Linked DNA regions of Mus musculus: region 2 is linked to region 1. The links are chromatin loops, found by intact Hi-C in ENCODE. Cell type or tissue: heart. All regions are shown on one strand. Each heading gives the region's core, and the rest is flanking DNA. Links, peaks and the distances in the headings are about the cores only.

What was found. Hi-C counts contacts between places; a loop is a spot of excess contacts. Peaks named below come from ENCODE experiments on the same cell type or tissue, not always from the same donor. Only the 100,000 strongest peaks of a DNase experiment are listed, where the experiment ranks them.
Region 2: a loop joins it to region 1, with 5 times the contacts of the local background. A loop is called at or near these places in 4 of 42 quality-filtered maps.

Annotation. Positions count from the first base shown.
Region 1 is chr13:60,961,422-60,967,808 of GRCm38, reverse strand. Gm40976 (a long non-coding RNA gene) reads left to right here and starts at 4,881. Exons shown (of 3, transcript XR_873564.1): 1 at 4,881-4,992. In heart, for the core only: CTCF peaks have their summits at 3,439 and 3,638; no DNase peak of the experiment used is centred there.
Region 2 is chr13:60,822,697-60,829,083 of GRCm38, reverse strand. No RefSeq gene overlaps it. Among named protein-coding and RNA genes, the nearest start is that of Ctsll3, 23 kb to the right of the region's middle. In heart, for the core only: a CTCF peak has its summit at 2,851 (motif pointing left); a DNase peak (open chromatin) is centred at 2,843.

The DNA.
Region 1 (6,387 bases), core at 559-5,558:
AGCAGAAGAATGGATATAGAAAATGTGGTACATTTACACAATGGAGTACTACTCAGCTATTAAAAAGAATGAATTTATGAAATTCCTAGGCAAATGGATGGACCTGGAGGGCATCATCCTGAGTGAGGTAACCCAATCACAAAAGAACTCACATGATATGTGCTCACTGATAAGTGGATATTATCCCAGACACTTAGAAGACCCAAGATACAAGATAAAATTTGTAAAACACATGAAACTCAAGAAGAACTAAGACAAAAGTGTGGACACTTTGCTCCTTCTTAGACTTGGGAACAAAATATCCATGGAAGGAGTTACAGAGATAAAGATTGCAGCTGTGATGAAAGGATGGACCATCTAGAGACTGCCATACCCGGGGATCCATCCCATAATCAGCCCCCAAGCTGACACCATTGCACACACTAGCAAGAATTCACTGAAAGAACCCTGATATAGCTGTCTCTTGTGAGGCTAAGCCGGGGCCTAGCAAACACAGAAGAGGATGCTCAGAGTCAGCTATTGGATGGATCACAGAGCCCCCAATGGAGGAGCTAGAGAAAGTACCCAAGGAGCTAAAGGGGTCTGCAACCCTATAGGTGGAACAACAATATGAACTAACCAGTACCCCCCAGAGCTTGTGTCTCTAGCTGCATATGTATCAGAAGATGACCTAGTCGGCCATCAATTGAAAGAGAGGACCATTGGTCTTGCAAACTTAATATCCCTCAGTATAGGGGAACACCAGGGCCATGAAGTGGGAGTTTGGGGGGGGAGGGGAGTGGGGAGGGTTTGGGGGGCTTTCAAGGTAGCATTGGAAATGTAAATGAAGAAAATACCTAAATTAATTAAAAAAGGAAAAAAACAATAGTCACAAATAATATAAAATACCTTTGTGTGACTCTAACTAAGAAGTGAAAGATCTGTATGGTAAGAACTTCAAGACTCTGAAGAAAGAAATCAAAGAAGATCTCAGAATATGGAAAGATCTCCCATGCTCATGGACTGGCAGGATCAATATAGTAAATATGGCTATCTTGCCAAAAGCAATCTACAGATTCAATGCAATCTCCATCAAAATTCCAACTCAATCCTTCAGTGAATTAGAAAGGGCAATCTGCAAATTCCTCTGGAATAACAAAAAACCTAGGATAGCAAAAACTATTCTCAACAATAAAAGAACCTCTGGTGGAATCACCATACCTGACCTCAAGCTGTACTACAGAACACTTGTGCTAAAAATTGCATGGTACTGGTACAGCAACAGACATGTAGACCTATGGAATAGAATCGAAGACCCAGAAATGAACCCACACACCCATGGTCACTTGATCTTTAACAAGAGATCTAAAACCATCCGGTGGAAAAAAAAGACAGCATTTTCAACAAATAGTGCTGACACAACTGGCAGTTGTCATGTAGAAGAATGCGAATAGATCCATTCTTATCTCCTTGTACTAAGGTCAAGTCTAAGTGGACCAAAACACTCCACATAAAACCAGAGACTCTGAAACTGAAATAGGAGAAACTTATAGAGGAGAAAGTGGGGAAATGCCTCAAAGATATGAGCACAGGAGAAAAATTCCTGAATAGGACAGCAATGTCTTGTGCTGTAAGAAAGAGAATTGACAAATGGGACCTCATAAAATTGCAAAGCTTCTGTAACGCAAAAGACACTGTCAATAAGACAAAAAAGGCCACCAACTGATTGGGAAAGGATCTTTACCAATCCTAAGTCAGATAGGGGACTAATATCCAATATATATAAAGAACTCAAGAAGATGGACTCCAGAAAATCAAATAACCCCATTAAAAAATGGGGCACAGAGCTAAACACAAGAATTCTCACCTGAGAAATACAGAAGGGCTGAAAAGCACCTGAAAAAAATGTTCAACATTCTTAATCATTAGGAAAATGCAAGTCAAAACAACCCTGACATTCCACCTCACACAAGTCAGAATGGCTAAGATCAAAAATTCATGTGACAGCAGATGCTGGTGAGGATGTAGAGAAAGAGGAACACTCCTCCATTGCTGGTGGGATTGCAAGCTTGTACAACCACTGTGGTAATCAGTCTAATGTTTCCTCAGAAAATTGGATGTAGTACTCCCAGAAGATCCAGCAATTCCTCTCCTGGGCTTATACCCAGAAAATATTCCACCGTGTAATAAGGACGCGTGCTCCACTATGTTCATAGCAGGCTTATTTATAATAGCCAGAAACTGGAAGAACCAGATGTCCCTCAACAGAGGAATGGATACAGAAAATGTGGTGCATTTACACAATGGAGTACTACTCAGCTATTAAAAACAATGAATTCATGAAATTCTTAGGCAAATGGATGGATCTGGAGGATATTATCCTTAATGAGGTAACCCAGTCACAAATGAACACACATGATATACACTCACTGAAAAGTGGATATTAGCTCAGAAACTTAGAATATCCAAGATCCAATTTGCAAGACACATGAAAATCAAAAAGGAAGACCCAAGTGTGGATACTTCACTCCTTCTTAGAATGGGGAACAAATATCCATGGAAGGAGTTACAGAAACAAAGTTCTGAGCTGAGACAGAAGGAAGGACCATTCAGAGAATGCCCCTCCCGGGGATTCATCCCATATACAACCACCAAACCCAGAAACTATTGCATATGCCAGAAAGATTTTGCTGACAGAACCCTGAGATAGCTCTCTCTCTCTCTCTCTCTCTCTCTCTCTCTCTCTCTCTCTCTCTCTCTCTCTCTATTTCTCTTGTCAGACTATGCCAGTGCCTAGCAAATACAGAAGTGGATTCTCACAGTCATCTATTAGATGGAGCACAGGGCCATCTAATAATAATGAAGGAGCTAGAGAAAGTACCCAAGATGCTAAAGTGGTCTGCAACCCTATAGGAGGAACAACAATATGAACTAACCAGTACCTCCCAGAGCTGTGTCTCTAGCTGCATATATAGCTGAGGATGGCCTAGTTGGCCATCAATGAGAGGGGAGGCTCTTGCTCTTGCGAAGATTATATGCCCCAGTACAGGGGAAAGCCAGGGCCAGTAAGTAGGTGTGTATGGGTTTGGGAGCAGGGTGAGGGGAGAGTATAGGGGGCTTTGGGGGATAGCATTTGAAACGTAAATGAAGAAATTATCTAATAAAAAATAAAGACAACCATGTGCTCACATTAAATAAGTAAATAAATCTTTTTTAAAAAAGAAATATAATAGCATTTTCTCAAAAGCCACTGCAAAATGTAGATCAAAGGGGACAGAAAGCATGCAGAGGATATATATATATATACATATATCACATATACATGTGTGTGTGTGTGTGTGTGTGTGTGTGTGTGTGTGTGTGTGTGTATCTCTTATAACTGTATAGGAAGTGCGAGAAACCAAAATACCAGGGATAAAAGCACAAAATTGGAGTTGTAAAATGTTTTTTTGAGTCCCTGGAGACAAGAATGCAGACTACATGATCAGGTGATGGTCAGCAGAGCTTGCAGATGTCTGTTGCTGATGTCTGTGTTGGACTAGGGTCTGATGTCATCCAGAGATAATTTTCTTTCTTGCAGATGAGAGCCCTCTACTGGCCACAGCTAGGTTTGCATAGGACTGCGAATTCCCTCACACTTGGAGAATTTCCCAGATTCCCTCTCCCTGGGATGGCTGAGATCTTTTTTCCCAGTGCAGTGAGAGATCCACAGAATGCAAATTAGTACAAGGTCCATGGCTACGGACTTCCAAGGCGTACCACGGAATAAGCACGCCACTAGCAGGGTGCTGCTACAGATATCATGAGCAGCCCTAGCACCTCAGGATACTGTCTACAGCCACTAAGGGTAACAGGAGGCTTCATAGCCACACCTGGCTCAGGCTCAGCACTGAGACACGCTTTTTATTTTATTTTCTCCCTGAGAATGTCCAAACCTAAGGGCATTCTTCTCCTCTTCTCCCCAAATCCTCCAGCCTGTGTCTGTCTAGTCTTCCTGGGTTCTCTAATACAGTGATTCTCAGCCTTCCTAATGCTGCAACACTTTAACACAGGTCCATTTGCTGTGGTGACCCCAAAACATAAGATTATTTTTGTTGTTCTTTTCATAACTGTGAATTTGCTACTGTTATGAATCAAAACGTAATACCTGTGTTTCCCGATGGTCTTATACAACTCCTGTGAAAGGAACATTCACTCCTCAAAGGGGACAATTGCTATTCTCATGGATTGAGAATGACTGCTCTAGAATTTCACTTACCCAGCGACTGTGGCAGGGCAAATTGAGACAGTTTACACAGCAAAGTACCCTGATCTCAGGATCCTAAGAACGTCCACCTTTAAATAATAAATTCTCTCTGAAATGTGAGCTCCCCATCGCTCTCTGGCCTGACAAAACAATTTGAGGTATCACAGTCTTGGAAAAATCTGCAATGGATTCAAGGCTCATGAGGGCACAGGCTGGCTTTGAAGGTACAACTGTGCCCACCCACCTCAACCAGTGAGACTGAGTCTCCACAGATCAAAGGAAATGCTACAGATCTGAATGAGGGAATGATGGAGCTGGAGGTATTGGAGCACATGAGCAGTAGAAACAAGCAGTTCTCATGTTAGGACTGAAGCAAGCAATACATGAGAAAGATGTCTGTGGGTAGCTTTAGCAAACAAAGGTACTGTTCGGGAATACACATGGTGTTATGTCTTGTGAGTATTAACTTTAGTCATGTAAAAGACATTCCTCCTGAGCCTTTTCCTTTCCACAAAGATAATGTGGAAATGCCAGGGCATTCCTTTCATGTCCTGGCTTTTTTTAATGGCAGACTTTTGGTTTATGTTAAAAATTTCTTTTGGCAAAACAGTCCATGATTTTACAATGTTTTTTTTTAATCACGTACTAGGTGAAAACCATTTCGCTGTGATGAATATGCTATGAGATTCATACAGAAATATCACATGAAAAAGCACAAAAGAACTCACAGTGGAGAGAAGCCTTATCAGTGTGAATACTACTTGCAGGTAAGTCAGACAGTTTGAATTCTCCTACCTTAACTGCAGTGCAAAATCACTAACAAGTTAGGCACCATTTAGTACTAGTATCATTTGAGATTTTTAAGCTCTGATTAGATTTATAATAGAAGCTTGATCAGTGAATTGGTTTAGAATTATTTATATTGTTATTAATTATCTTGTTTCTTTTCTTCTCTTCCTTGTTGACCAAAAACAAACAAACAAACAAACAAACAAACATAAAAACAACAACAAAATACCACTTCGTGTCCTGGCTTTTAAGGGCATCCACTTATCATACTTCATGTAATTCTTTTTAGAAGGCCACCTAGTGGGACCAGCATTCTGCACTCCCTTCCATCCATAGATCACCATATATTCACAGTTTTCTTACACAGGCTCCCACAGAATTGAGTGGTTGTCTGTGATTTACTTGTGGAAGTGGCACACACTACCAAAGGACAGAGCAGTTCACCCTAAGTTCTGCTTGCTTTATTTTGTACAACTGTTTTTCCTCTTTTCTTGTACCCTTCTACTCTGGATTTCTGAAGCTTGTTCTCTGTTTCTCACTGCGACAAAGACTGTTATTGTTATCATCATCATCATCATTATTATCATCATTAATTCTGTCCTTCAGTTTCTTATTCTGTCCTTCACACAAGCAGTCTTGGCTGTATCATTTCTCTCCAAATCTTTTCTGTTCTTAAATTCTGGGTCATGACTCATCACATGAGAAGTTTCTCAACATTAAAGTCTTCTGGCTGTAAAATGACCTAAACAATTCAAAATGATGACATATAAATGAGCACCAAGTGTTGCTGGAAAAGTTCACAGGTGTTGAATTTCGTTCACTCCTTCCTTGGTCCTGAAAACACTACGTGCTGTTCAAATGGTACATGCAGTCCTAGCACAAGATGTGGGAATGTTGCCGGGAGGAACACAGCTGTGCTGTGCTCAGGGTGGAGCTGTTTGTCTCCTGAGCATCAGGGCTGTCACTGAATGTGAACATATTTCTTAGCTTATGGAAACACGATTTAATTACAGAAAGCAAAAACCATTTCCATCTAGTCCTACCATACTACCTCAACAAGGAAGCGTTCTGTTAGTGGTTTTCAGATTGGGTGTACTAGAATATTTATTTTTAAATCTTCTGTTTGAATAATGGTCTTAAGTTTCACACAAAAAAAGAAAGAGAGAGAGAGAGAGAGAGAGAGAGAGAGAAAGGAAGGAAGGAAGGAAGGAAGGAAGGAAGGAAGGAAGGAAGGAAGGAAGGAAGGAAGGAAGGAAGGAAGGAAGAAAGAAAGAAACAAAAGAAGAAAGAAGGAAACCAAAAGAACAAAACAAAAACCTTCTTCCTCTCTTCATGGCTTGACATTAGGGCAGAATATTGAAGTTGGTCTACAT
Region 2 (6,387 bases), core at 953-5,952, 140 kb after region 1:
TAATACTTCAAGTACTATGTTGAAAAGGTAGGGAGAAAGTGGGCAGCCTTGTCTAGTCCCTGATTTTAGTGGGATTGCTTCCAGCTTCTCTCCATTTACTTTGATGTTGGCTACTGGTTTGCTGTAGATTGCTTTTATCATGTTTAGGTATGGGCCTTGAATTCCTGATCTTTCCAAAACTTTTATCATGAATGGGTGTTGGATCTTGTCAAATGCTTTTTCTGCATCTAACGAGATGATCATGTGGTTTTTGTCTTTGAGTTTGTTTATATAATGGATTACATTGATGGATTTTCGTATATTAAACCATCCCTGCATCCCTGGAATAAAACCTACTTGGTCAGGATGGATGATTGCTTTAATGTGTTCTTGGATTCGGTTAGCGAGAATTTTATTGAGGATTTTTGCATCGATATTCATAAGAGAAATTGGTCTGAAGTTCTCTATCTTTGTTGGATCTTTCTGTGGTTTAGGTATCAGAGTAATAGTGGCTTCATAAAATGAGTTGGGTAGAGTACCTTTTACTTCTATTTTGTGAAATAGTTTGTGCAGAACAGCTATTTTTCATGTGCACTAATTTACCTGATTTTCTCCATTTGTTGAGATCTTTAATATTTTAAATAAAAATATTACTTCTGTAGTTAGGTCTAGGAGGAACATAAATATGAACTAACCAGTACCCCCAGAGCTCCTTGGAACTATTCCACCAATCAAAGAAATCACATGATGGGACTTGTGGCTCTAGCTATATATGTAGCAGAGTATGGCCTAGTCGGTCATTATGGGAAGAGAGGCCCTTGGTCCTGTGAAGTTTCTATGCCACAGTATAGGGGAATGCCAGGACCAGGAATGGGAGTTGGTGGGTTAGGGAGCAGCGGGAGGGAGAGGGGATTGGGGTTTTTGGAGGGAAAACTAGGAAAGGGGATAATATTTGAAATGTAAATAAAGAAAATATCTAATAAAAAAAGTAAAATATAGAATCACAAAAAAAAGAGAGATTCTGGATTCCACTAATTGTGAATTCCATTGTATTTGTTTGAACTGATGTTGTAAAAACCAATAGAGGGATATGATTTCTTACATCTTAGATAAGGCATCTAAGCAGGTATCCGTCCTATCAGTGGATTTATGCTACATTTTATTTCTGAAATACTTTCTTGAGAGCTTACACCCCTAACCCTGATAACAATGAAACATCTCAGTAAGTCTTATTTGGTGTTTGGATTATGCTAATAAGCTTAGAAATGTTTCTACTATTAGTGGCAGTAGTCACCATCAGATCACTGGAGCCTGCAACCACTGCTTTGATTTTATTTTTCAGGTGTTTATCATGAGATAAAATGCAGAAGCCATTTCCCAGCTCATGTTGTTCTAGTTGTTGTCTATGACTTTAGTGGAGAATATTGGCATAACAATCCATACTGGCTGGACAAGAACTCGTACTTAATACTCAAAATTAAATTGCTGTTTGCAGTCAGTACTTAGATATAGAGGCCAGCAATCTTAATCCTACAGAGGGTAAACACAAAAGTTTCAAGGTGTGATTATAATCTCAAAAAAAAAAAAAACAACTATATAGAGATGTTAAAGTTAGGGAAAATGTGAAAAAAAAAGGAGGAAAAAGACACCTGAGGCCATTGAGAAATATGCTGTCATGGTTAGGAGATATTTATATGGAATTTATATGTGCACACATGTACACACATACATACACACATACACATTAGTGCTATCAATAGTTCACTCATGAGTCTTACAACGTATCACTAAGGATAAGAAGGAGCCATCATAGACAGACTTTATGCAGCAGCCCAGTGACTATACTTTCTTTATATTTTCCTTGAAACAAAATTTTGCATATAAGGTCCATACAGGGCTGAGTCGAATAGGACCAAACATCTGGCTCTTTGCAGAAAGGATTTCTAGCCCCTAGTGAGCATGGTGTGCACTACAGTAAATTAGCATGATACGAGATTCAGTTTTGGGTGTGGGCCCATTATCATCCCACCAACAAGGAGGCACCTCTGGTGAGATGAAGGACCTGATACCTGAAGGTCAGGAAGCAGCCACTCAGAGGGAGGACTCCGGAAGGCAGAGGAAGAATTGCAAAAGGAAGGCAGATGAGCATGTGCACTGGGCCTGAGGAAGTGACAGTTACCCTTGTCCATGAAAGGGAAAAGCAGAATAGTAACTGTGCCAGGACCAGAGCTTGGGCATGGAGGTGCAGGTGCTGAGTGCTGTGGGTCGTAGTCAGGGAGGCAAGCACAACTCACAGGCTAGTGAAAGAGTCTGTTTGGTCAAGGCAGTCAAATATGAGGCTTGCCTTAGGTCTAGATCTCTCTCAGACCCCCTCCAGCTTCAGTGTTAGGGTCCAGAAGAGAAGAAGAGAGCCCTACTATCAGGAGTTACCGACAGCCAGACAGAATGTGCTGGGCTTTGCTAGGGCTGTGAAGGATTTATCTTCTACTCTGAGAACCTTCTGCAGAAAACAAATGGGAGCTGACAGTCCAGGTTCTATTGGTTCTAAAGCAAGTGATTAAAGCTCTCCAACAAGTAAGCACATCACCCTTCATAGCAGCCTTGGAGCTCTAGCTTACAATTCTTCTGCATCCCTTGGTGTTGGGAGCTGTGTTCTCTTTTTCTCTATATCTATGTCCAATCTTGTGAACCCTCCAGCCTTATATGTATACCGATCTCACCCAAAAACCTAGAGGACACACACTGAGAAGGTTGCTGACAAAATCTGTGTAGCAGTTACTCCATCTCATAATCCCCCTAAGGGTGTTTGACAAGCTTCTGCCTGATCAGCCAGAGGAAGAGAACTAGGGCCACCTTGTGGCAGGCCTCCTCTTGAAGCTGTCTGGTAGATTTTGCTGAACAGGAAGCATGGGTGGATTCTGTGCTACACTCCACAAAAGTCGACTTTTGACTTAATGAAAACTACTTTCTGAGGAAGAGGCTTCCGGGACCTCTGTTCCCTGCTCTTCCATCTAGTGGTGAAAAATGAAATCAACCACCCACTTGCCACTAATTAAGGGGAAACTGAGGCATGTGCAGTATTGTTAGACTCTCTGGTGTTCTGGGATTGGGGGCAAAACACATGAAACTCAAGAAGGAGAACCAAGTGTGGATACTTCACCCCTCCTTAGAATTGGGAACAAAATACCCATGGAAGGAGTTACAGAGATAAAGATTGGAGCTGAGACGAAAGGATGGACCATCCAGATACTGCTCCACCCAAAAGTCCATCCCATAATCAGCCACCAAACACAGACACTATTGCATATGCCAGCAAGAATTTGCTGAAAGGACCCTGATATAGCTGTCTCTTGTGAGGCTATGCCAGTGCCTGCCTCTGGCAGAAGTGGATGCTCACAGTCATCTATTGGATGGAACACAGGGCCCACAATGGAGGAGCTAGAGAAAGTACCCAAGGAGCTGAAGCCAGGAGAGGCAAGCTAGTAAAGAACATCCCTCCATGGCCTCTGCATCAGCTCCTGTTCCCTGGCCTGTTTGAGTTCCAGTCCTGACTTCCTTTGGTGATGAACAGCAGCATGGAAGTGTAAGCCGAATAAACCCTTTCCTCCCCAACTTGCTTCTTGGTCATGATGTTTGTGCAGGAATAGACACCCTGACTAAGACAAATTGGTACCAGCAGAGTGGGGTATTCCTCTGACAACCTGACCATGTTTTGGGGAGGACTGTGGAAGGACTTTGGAATTTTGGGTTTGAAGATCCATTCGTTGTTAAGAGCTCTGTCAGATGTTGTGTAGGAGCTTGGAAGATAATGTTGAGAACAGTGCAGAAGATGGAGGTCTGGTTTGTGAAATTTCAGAGGGAAAATTAAAGACTCTTTTCAGGGCCATTGCTGTTTTGATTGTGAAGATTCTGTGGTTCTGGTTAGCTGGGGCTGAAGAATCAGCTGTGATTAACAAGACACCAGAACTACTAAAGCAAAAACTTGGCATTACTGGGACTATTGATGCTGGTTAGCTGGAGCTAAGAAATTAGCAGTGATTAAGAAGAGACCAGCATCATTGAGGTGACATCTTCTGGGAAGTGTTTTCTGAAAGCACAAAGAGGCTGTGTTCCAGAGATAGCTAAGGTTGTACTCCTGCTGCAGCAGGACTTGGTAATATGTAAGGGTCACCCAGGTGGTACTGGTTTTGAAGGCATGAAGGTGTCACGAAGAGCAGCTGAGGCTCGACACTGTGAGAGGCCATGGAAGGCCATTGGTGAAGGTGCAGCCTCAGTTGCAATTGAAGGCCCAGGCCTGAAGGGGTCATGCAGTGTTTTGGAGATGCCAGTACCATGAGATGACCACCAAGAGCAGCAGCAGCAGTGGAGTACAGGCATCGGGAGCCTAGAGGACGACTCGTGTGCTACAAAGGGTATGGCTGGAGAAGTGACCCAAGCCCTTGGAGGAGCCCAGAAGATCATGAGTTGGATCCCAGACATTGGAAGGTTGGAGATTGATTTTTGCTTTTGATTGTGACTGTGCCCTGATATTTTCCCTCTTGAAGGAAGAAAATATTTTAGTGGAGCCCACAGTTAAGAGACTTAATTGTAAAAAGACTTTGGATTTTAAAAGAGATGGATATTTTAAAGAGATTGAAATTTTAAGAATATGTAAAGAATGTGGGATGTTTAACGTTATTTAGACCTTGGGGATGAATAAAAATGTAAGGGTTGAGGCTTACTAGTGATGTGTTTGTGTGCCAAGTTGACAAGGGGTCAATTGTACTGGCTAGTTTTGTGTCAACTTGACACAGCTGGAGTTACCACAGAGAAAGGAGCTTCAGTTGAGGAAATGCCTCCATGAGATCCAGCTGTAAGGCATTTTCTCAATTAGTGATCCAGGGGGAAAGGCCCCTTGTGGGTGGGACCATCTCTGGACTGGTAGTCTTGGTTCGATAAGAGAGCAGGCTGAGCAAGCCAGGAGAGGCAAGCTAGTAAAGAACATCCCTCCATGGCCTCTGCATCAGCTCCTGCTCCCTGACCTGTTTGAGTTCCAGTCCTGACTTCCTTTGGTGATGAACAGCAGCATGGAAGTGTAAGCCGAATAAACCCTTTCCTCCCCAACTTGCTTCTTGGTCATGATGTTTGTGCAGGAATAGAAACCCTGACTAAGATAATTCACTAGCAAGAGTTTGCTGAAAGGACCCTGATATAGCTGTCCCTTGTGAGACTATGCCGGGTCCTAGCAAACACATAAGTGGATGCTCACAGTCAGCTATTGGATGGATCACAGGGCCCACAATGGAGGAGCTAGAGAAAGTATCCAAGGAGCTAAAGAGATCTGCAACCCTATAAGTGCAACAACATTATGAACTAACCAGTACCCTAGAGCTCTTGACTGTAGCTGCATAAGTATCAAAAGATGGCCTAGTCGGCCATCACTGGAAAGAGAGGCCCATTGGACATGCAAACTTTATATGCCCCAGTACAGGGGAACGCCAGGGCCAAAAAGTGGGAATAGGTGGGTAGGGGAGTGGGGGGGGGGAGGGTATGGGGGACTTTTGGGATAGCATTGAAAATGTAATTGAGAAAAATACCTAATAAAAAATATTAAAAAGAAAAGAAAAGAAAAAACTATTTTCATTAAAAATATAATTAAAATAATTTAAAAATTAATGAATAAGTCCCCACTATAGCTTGATCATAACATACTCCTAGTCCAAAGTACATTCACCCCTACAACATAAAAAATAAAAATATGTATTTAAAGAACAAAAAATTAAATTACGTTTAAACACACAGATGAATGTCTGTCCCATTTCCTTTTGTGTACATGTCTGTGTGCTTATGTCAAGTCCAAAACATTTTGATGTTGTTGTGCTCTATTTTTTATATTGATTCTTATGATGGTCCAGCTTGATTCTTACACTCAAGATTGGGCTCCGTATGGTGGGTGTTTGATGGTAGCATGTGAATTTTGGTATTGTGAGTTTTTCCTTCCTTTTCAGGTTTGGGAAAACTGTCCTTTGCATTTCGAGGAGAATTACATTGAAACTGTAGATTCTTTAGATAATATGTTTTAGTATTTGTTTTTCCAATCCATGAACATAGGCTCTCTCTCCAGTTTTGTTTTATGTTGTTTCATCAATATTCAAATTTTATCTCATTATTTTTCATTTCTTTATTAGTCATGGTTTCCTAAAAGAGAAAGAAAGAAAGAAAGAAAGAAAGAAAGAAAGAAAGAAAGAAAGAGAGAAAGAAGAGAGAGAGAGAGAGAAAGAGAGAGAGAAAGAGAGAGAGAAAGAGAGAGAGAAAGAGAGAGAGAAAGAGAGAGAGAAAGAGAAAGAGAAAGAGAAAGAGAAAGAGAAAGAGAAAGAGAAAGAGAAAGAGAAAGAGAAAGGAAGAAAGGAAGAAAGGAAGGGAAGAGAA